Linked DNA regions of Homo sapiens: region 2 is linked to region 1. The links are chromatin loops, found by intact Hi-C in ENCODE. Cell type or tissue: PC-3. All regions are shown on one strand. Each heading gives the region's core, and the rest is flanking DNA. Links, peaks and the distances in the headings are about the cores only.

What was found. A loop is a pair of places that touch in the nucleus more often than their neighbours do. Peaks named below come from ENCODE experiments on the same cell type or tissue, not always from the same donor. Only the 100,000 strongest peaks of a DNase experiment are listed, where the experiment ranks them.
Region 2: it touches region 1 in a loop (2.3-fold over the local background); 3 of 110 quality-filtered maps call a loop at or near these places.

Annotation. Positions count from the first base shown.
Region 1 is chr15:44,101,077-44,105,480 of GRCh38, reverse strand. All of the region lies in intron 1 of FRMD5 (FERM domain containing 5), which reads left to right. Among named protein-coding and RNA genes, the nearest start is that of FRMD5, 92 kb to the left of the region's middle. In PC-3, for the core only: no CTCF peak of the experiment used is centred there; DNase peaks (open chromatin) are centred at 2,320, 2,680 and 3,320; H3K4me3 peaks cover 1,881 bases; H3K27ac peaks cover 3,596 bases.
Region 2 is chr15:44,156,320-44,160,723 of GRCh38, reverse strand. The region is part of intron 1 of FRMD5 (FERM domain containing 5); the gene reads left to right. Among named protein-coding and RNA genes, the nearest start is that of FRMD5, 37 kb to the left of the region's middle. In PC-3, for the core only: no CTCF peak of the experiment used is centred there; a DNase peak (open chromatin) is centred at 2,793; H3K4me3 peaks cover 1,506 bases; H3K27ac peaks cover 3,436 bases.

The DNA of each region.
Region 1 (4,404 bases), core at 313-4,312:
AGATCAGTAAGTTAGCGCCTTGGTCACTCTGCTTCTAGGATGGCACCTTGAATAGCACAGGTGTTTTAAAGAAATTTTGCCTTCCACACCTTTGAAATAATTTGAGCTGGGCACAGTGGCTCACACTTGTAATCTCAGCACTTTGGGAGGCTGAGGCAGGTGTATTACTTGAGCCCATGAGTTAGACACCAGCCTAGGCAACATGGCAAAACCCTGTTTCTACAAAAAATACAAAAATTAGCTGGGCGAGGTGTTGCGCGCTTGTGGTCCCAGCTACTCAAGAGGCTGAGGTGAGAAGATCACTTGAGCCTGGGACATCGAGGCTGCAGTGAGTTGTAACTGTGCCACTGCACTCCAGCCTGGGTGAGACCCTGTCTCAAAAAAAAAAAAAAAAGAAAAGAATTTGAGTGATATAGGCTCTTTACTACCATGTATGGTACTACTATGAAAGTTTTATCAGCATTATTCATGATAGCCAAAAAGTGGAAGTAACCCAAATATCTGTCAGCTGAGAAATGAATAAATAAAGTGTGGTATATCCATATAATGCAATATTGCCAATAAAAAGAAATATATGTTTTCTACATGGATGAGCCTCGAAAACGTTATGTTAAATGAAAGAAACCAATCGAGAAGACTACATATTGTATGATTCCAGTTACAGTCATGTGTCATTACTTAACAACAGGGTATGTTCTGAGAATAGGGTGATTTTGTTGTGTGAACATCATAGAGTGTACACAACCCTAGATGGCATAGCCTACTATATATACTACCCAGGTTATGTGGTATAGCCTATTGCTCTTAGGCTACAAACCTGTATAGCATGTTACTGTACTGAATACTATAGGCAGTTGGGACACAATGGTAAGTATTTGGGTATCTAAACATAAAAAAGTACAGTAAAACATCAAACATCTTTAACGTATGAAACATTAAAAATGGTACACCTATATGGGACACTTACCATGAATAGAGCTTGCAGGACTAGAAGTTGCTCTGGATGAATCAGTGAGTGAGTGGTGAATGAATATGAAGGTCTCAGACATTGATGTACACTACTATGGATTTAATAAACACTGTACACTTAAGCTACACTAAATTTATGTAAAAATTTTTTTCTTCAATAACAAATTAAGCTCAGCTTACTGTAACTTCATGAACTTTTAGAATATTTATACTTTTTGATTCTTTTATAATAACACCTAGCTTAAAATATAAACACATTGCACAGTTGTACAAAAACATTTAAAAATATTCTATAAGCTTTTCGCTATTTAAAATTTATTTTTACTTTTTAAACTTTGTTAAAAACTAAGGCAAACACACATTAACCTGGGCGTACACAAGGTCAGGATCATCATTATCACTGTCTTCAATCTCCATATCTTGTCCCACTGGAAGGTCTTCAGGGGAAATAACACACATGGTTAATGATAAAAAGTATAGTATAATAATACATAAAACAGTAATAGTCATTGCTATTATCAAGTGTTATTTACTGTACATAATTATATGTGCTATGCTTTTATATGACTGGCATTGCAGTAGGTTTGTTTACACCAGCATCATCACAAACATATGAGTAACGCATTACATTATGATGGCTATGACACCACTAGGCAATAAGAATTTTCAGCTTCCTTTTAGTCTTATGGGACCACTGTCATATATGAGATCCATTGTTGACCAAAATGTTGTATGAGCTGCATAACTGCATAGGCAAATCCATGGAGACAGAAAGTAGATTAATGGTTTTCCAAGACTGGGGAAGAAGGAAGTTGGGAAATGGGGAATGATTGCTTGCTAATGGATATGGGAGGATTTCTTTTTGGGGTGATGAAAATGTTCTAAAGTTGATTATGGCAAAGGTCGCACAACCTTATGTATGTACCAAAACCCACTGAATTATACACTTTAAATAGATGAATTGTATGGCATATGAGTTATCCCTCTATAAAGCTGTTTGATCTATCTGTATTTCAACAGTTAGAGTGATAACTTGAATATTGAAAACTTTGAAAATACATGTTGTGAGGGAAGGTAAAACGCCAAAGACTACATTTTACCAGTATATGTCTAATCAAAACTATTCCATAAAACTCCTTCCTAATTTGAATAGAATGATTTTTTCCTTTGAAGGTAAAAATCCTCTATATCTTTTACCATTTTATTAATATTTAATTCCTTCTTCCTTCTTTCTGGAGAAACTTTGGATTCTGACAGAGCTCCTTCTATACTGACCTGACAAGTTCTCAGAGACTGGTACTGTTGCAGCTAATGAGTCAAGTGGACACTCATGCTGGCTGTGTTCCCAAGACTATTCTTACATTAGGGCAAATGGCATGAGGACAATGCATCCAATGTATCAGGCACAAAGAGGTTTTTCTTCCTAATTGACCATGTGTGTCCTCCTTTCTTTGAATAATAGGAGGAAAATCTCCCTACCATGACTTTTGGAATTCCTTCCTTTCCCTCTCCTAGTACCCAAGGTTATGAGTGTAGGCAAGGCTTTTGTTCCAAAGCTGTCATCTCCTTTTATCAATTTCCCCTTTTCATTCCTTTTAGGTCTCCAAGCCTCAGAGCAGAAGGCTGTGACTAGTGAGCCTTTCTGATTTGTTTACTCATTCAGGCACACACAGTGAACAGCTGGGAGTCCAGCCAGTTTTGTTATACTGTTGCTTGTCTAAGTGATTCCCAAGTGAGTCAGTGAGACCTTAGGTCCAACTCTGACCATCCATTTGGTTAGTGGTTTGGGTAGGCTGTGGACTGGGAGGCTTTTTGAACTCTTACATGGTAGCTTTTGAGCCCTTACCCTTTTGTTCTGCAGGCAGAATGAAAGTCTGCTTGGGAACTCCTGAAAAGCCTCCCATCTTCAAACAAACACTATATTTAATTCCAAGCTAGGACAATTTCTTTCTTTCCTTTTCCTATGGAAGAGTAGTCTGTTTGTGAGATCTTCATTTCCATACCCTGATTTCTCCACAGCCCTGTTTCAATTAGCTTTTATTTCCATTGATTTGTCAGATCCGTTTACCAGAAGTACATTCTTAGATTGAGGACCTCCTTCATGCCAAAACCTTCTGTCCTCTTTTGACTTAACTTTATGTGATAATATTCCTGACAACTCCTTCCTTCTCAGAACTCAATCTTTCCTTGAGTGGAACTCAACTGATGCTTGTTGGATTTGACTATATTTTTCACACTGTAGCATCCAGGCTTACTTCTTACCTTTCAGCTGATTCATCTTTGTTTCTTGCATTGAACTACACATTCCTCACATTCTCTAATCAGAGTATTCTCTGAAGGTTCTACATGCCAGTGCATGATCAACTGCATCTGGTTTGTATTTAGACCTTGTGGTCCAGGGGAGTGGATATGTCCAAGAGGTTAAAGGTATGCAAAGAATGGATAATGGTGCCAAGTGGACTGCTTCTGCCATTGAGTGTGATACGGCAGTCACCATAAGAATAAATTACATGGCTTTCAACTAGTCAATAGTCCAAAGCTTTTCAACCCTGCAATACCTTAAGCCAGAGTTTCTAGACTTTGGTAGCGGTTTAAAATAGATTTCTGGAACACCTCCAAATCTGTGATTTAAACTGTCTTAAAGTTGGGCCCAGGAATCTGTGTTTTTGAAAAGCACCCAGGTGTTTCTGATAGAGTTGGTTCAGGCATCATTCTCAGAGGAAACAATGTCATAACCACCTTTCCTTTAGTAACAGGCTCCATCCCTAGAGATTTAGAAAGAACTAAGAGTAATCTGCAAAATATAGTAAAAGTTGCCTAGGACCTGGAATGTATCTACTTGTGAAGTAACAACAGTACTCATCATCTTATGTTTGTTCATCCTCACCTTGGGAACAAGTACATTCATTGTCATTTATAGAAAAGATCCAAAAGAAGCAGGCTTACCAGCTTTCATGATAAGTCTATTTTCACCTTCATAGGAGTTTCAGAATCATCTGTAAGAGGCCTGGAATCCAGAGGCACCCAAGGGAATTAGCAACAAGAAATACATAGTAAGTAGGTTAGTTAATGAGGCTATGGAGTTAGTATTGTTTTACAGTGTTTAAGATACTCTACTATGCCTACATTTTGGGAAAGATGTGTATCTTGTGACATTTGTACTTGATTTGGTTTGATTTCATACCCTGCCTGCTATCCACAAGCTTGCTTTATATTCTTTCTGGGGGAAAGCCCCTCAGAATCATGTGAATAGCTGCCAGGCCACAAAGCTGACTTCTCCACCCTGGCATCACAGAGTGGGAAAGACTAGTTTATTTCCTTCTTTTCTTTTTTCTTTTCTGTTTGTTTGTTGTTTTTTTTTTTGAGATGGAGTATCACTTGGTTGCCCAGGCTGGAGTGCAGTGGCGCGATCTCGGCTCACTGCAACCTCCGCCT
Region 2 (4,404 bases), core at 337-4,336, 55 kb before region 1:
TTTTAAAATTAGCTTGAAAAGCTTTCTTCAAACTTAAGCATCCAACAATAGGTGGTTGAATAAATCATGATATATAATCAGATACTATTTAGCTTTAAACATGAAGTTATAGAAGAATGTTATAATACAGGAAGATGCTCACCATATTGTTAATTACAATAAAGCAGTATACAAACAGTATGAGCAATGTTTTGCTTTTGCTAAAATGTTTATAAACTGGTAAGCTGTAGGCTTTAGTAATCTGGAATCATACAAGAGGTTCCATTTGCATTTCAAAATGATTACAACTTATCCGTCCCTCTCCTCCCCACCTTTCAGGTTCTGTTCTATCCTGCAAAACTTTCCCAGTTATTTATTTATTTATTTTTTGAGATGGAGTCTCACTCTGTTGCCCAGGCTGGGTGCAGTGGCGCCATCTCGGCTCACTGCAACCTCTGCTTCCCGGGTTCAAGTGATTCTCCTGCCTCAGCCTCCTGAGTAGCTGGGACTACAGGTGCAAGTGGCACCACGCCCAGCTAATTTTTGTATTTTTAGTAGAGACAGGGTTTAACCATGTTGGCCAGGCTGGCCTCAAACTCCTGACCTCAAGTGATCTGCCCACCTCAGCCTCCCAAAGTGCTGGGATTATGGGCGTGAGCCACTGTGCCTGGCACTTCCCCAGTTATTTCTATGAGAACTAAATGTCAGCAGTGGCTACCGTGAAGGGTCAGCCATGCTACTTATTCATCTTTGGCTCACCCTTGATGATAGATGCTGCCACTTGAGGAGCCTCACTGAAGGTACTACTGAGAACCTCGGGACCTTGCGAGAGAAGCTACCCCCTGAGCCTGTCATAGCCCCTGATTGTCTGGGTGATAGTGCTGGATTCTATTTAAAGGTATGAAAAATGGCTTCCTCCTTAAATCTCAGCTGCTATTTGTTGCCTGGGCCTTGAAGCAGCACAAAGTCCACAGATCCACTTAAGAAATGAAGCAACTCCTCTAACTGCTAATCTTTATCCTTTGTCCACAAGCTTTCAAACTTGGCAGATCAAAGCAAGAATTACCAATGCTTCCTGATCCAACCTGATGCTTCTCCTATTTTCATTCTCTAGGTGACTTGGCAGTGTCATCTGCTTGATTGCTCAAGCACAAAACCTGAGAGGCATCTTAAACTCCTCTTGTTCCTTAACTTTAGGCTCCAAGATCCCTTCATTCTTCTTTCTTGCTGTCTTGGAAGTCAATTCATTCCTTTTGTCTCACTGCCTCTCAGAATTTAGACCTTAATTTCTCATCTGGAGATATCAGTAGCCTCCTAATCATTCCTGCCCCTTCCAGTCTTTCTTCCACCCTGGTTTAGCCTCCGTACTCCTTTACCATGGAATACAAAGCCCTTTATGGTCTAGCCCTGTTGCATCTCAGTCCTTTCTCTTGCCACTCAGTCTCCTCCACAGATACCTTATGTGGTGTTTCTACCCTCCCAAACGTGTGTGTATGGTAAAATACACATAAAATTTATCATTTTAAGTGTATAATTCAGTGACATTAGGTACACCAATAGAGATTTGTGTAACAAACACCACTCTCTATTTCCAGAATGTTTTCATCATCCCAAACAGAACATGTGTGTCTTTTTCCTCTGAATAGAATGCCCTGTTCCTCTGCTCCCATCCCTGTTCCTCCTAAGGATCTCTCTAGGCTTGGTTCTAGTGCTACATTGTCTGAGAAGATTTTCCCAGTCTTTTCAGACTTGAGTTAGGTGCTCATTTTTTTTGTCTTCCTATGCCATGCTGGGCATACTCCTGCCATGATACTTGCCCATGATATTGTGATTGTAGGTATGTGTGGCTCTTTCTTCCACTAGACTTTGAGGTCTTTGAATGAAGAGTCTGACTGAGTCTTTTATCTCTGCATCCTTAGCTTCTAGCACTATGCCTGCTGTGAATAAATGACTGGACTCAGCTTCCTATCAGCTATGCAAATTAGCTCTTGATCACATGCTAGCATTGAATGGAAATCAGGTAGCAGGTCTAAAAGAAATTTCGTAAATGTAGGCTCTTCTTTACATTAGGTATTCATGGAAATTTGTTTTTGAGGGCTGCTTTGAGTATGTAATTTCTCAGCAGTTGCACATAATCTTCTATGTTTATAATTTTAGTAATGGGTTGGGTCATGAGTATACAGTAATTAGGATAAGGTGACAAATATTAGGAAGAGTAAAAATTTTACAAAAAGCTGAAAATATATGTGGTCTTAAATATCCAGAACAGTTTCCAAGACTGTTTTATTTGTCAGGTTATGAGGTACAAAAGAAAGAAGGAACTGGAAGTCTTATTATTTTGGTGCTATTGGATAGAAAATCAGTGAAAAGACATTGGAATGAGTCAAGGTACTAGACAGGGCTTAAGGTCACAACAATTTTTTTCTCCCTTCTGTTCTATTTTTTCTCCTTTCTTTAGAACAGAAAATAGATGGGAACAATTCTTAAAAGTAGAACTGCTACTAAGTTCTCACAGTAGTAGTTTAATGTTTCTCTTGTGGTTATACCTCATCCTGGTGTGAGATGCTGAATTTGTCAAAGAGGGTGAGACAGAGGCTCTAAAATTCCTAGAATTAAAATTAGATATATGGATCTATTATCCATGGACTTTTATGTCACTTCTTTTGCCTTAAATCAAGTGAAGTAAAATCCTAAGCATACTATTTAAAATCCAGTTCCGCCAGATGCTCAACTAGAAAGGTCAATCTTTATCACTCCATTTACACTGAACAAACATATTTGTGGCAGCAAGAGATTGAATCAAGGGGAAAAAATGTAGTCCAGTAATGTGATTCAATTGTCTCATCAGGCATATGACTTGAACATAATTTGAAGGGTCCTTGAAGTTTCTTTTTTTTTAAGTTTGAAATCAGAAATTTGCAGTTGACACAACATGAGTCATGTAGATCTGATTGAATTTCCTGGATTTTCCTTTTCTTTCATCTCCTGAATTGTACTCTTTCATTTTCTTATTTGGAGTCTAGTGAAGAAAGGAAGTGAGACAAACTTAAAGTGAAATCAGATTGTACATTTGCATACCATAGAGCTAGTGGTATTTTTTATTTACAGTTTATGATATAAATGACTTAGCAATAGTTGTTTTTCACACAACACATTTAGAAATTTCTGTTTTAGCACATTGAACAATTAATTGCTTGATAGTGTGATTTACCTGCTTAGGACTTTTTAAGTCGTCATTATGAATTATATGAAGTATTATGTGAATACTACTACCTGTAGGATACTACAGTGGTACTAATAATTTAGACATCTATTAGGCTTTTCATATAATCACATGACCCAAAGTTATTTAAAGAGCAGTCTGAAGGTCCAGTTCCTAATGTGAGAGGACCTCACAGGTAGATTACAAATATAGAATATTGCCTGCATTGATACTGATTGATTACTCTTGAACATTTGGACATTGGATAAAATTTTTGAAGATAAGTGTTCATTGACATAAAGTATGCTTTACTTTTCATGAAGAAAGGAGGCTTCCTCTAGAGAAGTAGGAATTAAACATATCTGAAGGTGTCTGGATTTTAGCTCTCATAAAATAATACAGGTAAAAATTATTGTATGTATTTAATATGATATGTAGCTTGTAATCATAATGCCTTTTTTATTTGAGAAGGTTGACCTATTTTTAATGACAGAGAGAAAGGATGTAGTATGAAAAACTGATCTTTGTCTCATCCCTGACCTCCAATTCCCAGCTTGCCTGTTCAGAAAAACTACTGTTAACTAGTTTCTTATGTATCTAGAAGGGGCAGTTTATTTTTGCATTTTTATATATATATATTTTGGGACAAAATCTCTCTATGTTGCTCAGGCTGGTCATGAACTCTTGAGCTGGAGCAGTCCTCCTGCCTCAGTTTTCCAAGTAGCTGGTACTAGAGTAGAAGAGACAATTAAAAAGATACATTCCTGATGTGTATTACAGCACCAAACATATAATGGGTGTAAGTCAAGATGCATATCAAATCCTATTTTCATACTTCCAAATGACAGGGTAGAGATGAGATTTATGTTCATAAGCAACAGAAGCCTATCTGGGTCTAATAGGTATTCCTCAACTTTCTTAGATCATATATATGTTCCTGGAAACACATAAAAAAGTCAAATGTGTGAACCTCAAACATTGGACTCACATGTTTTAAGGGATGTTTAGAATACTAAAAGCTACTAAAAAATCCTCAACTTTGCCTTACTTTTTAAAGCACAATCTTTGGCCTCTATTTATAGTTAAAATTATTTATACGGGCTGGGCAAGGTGGCCCACGCCTGTAATCCCAGCACTTTGGGAGGCTGAGGTGGGTGGATCACTTGAGATCAGGAGTTTGAGGCCAGCCTGGCCAATATGGTGAAACCCCGTCTCTACTAAAA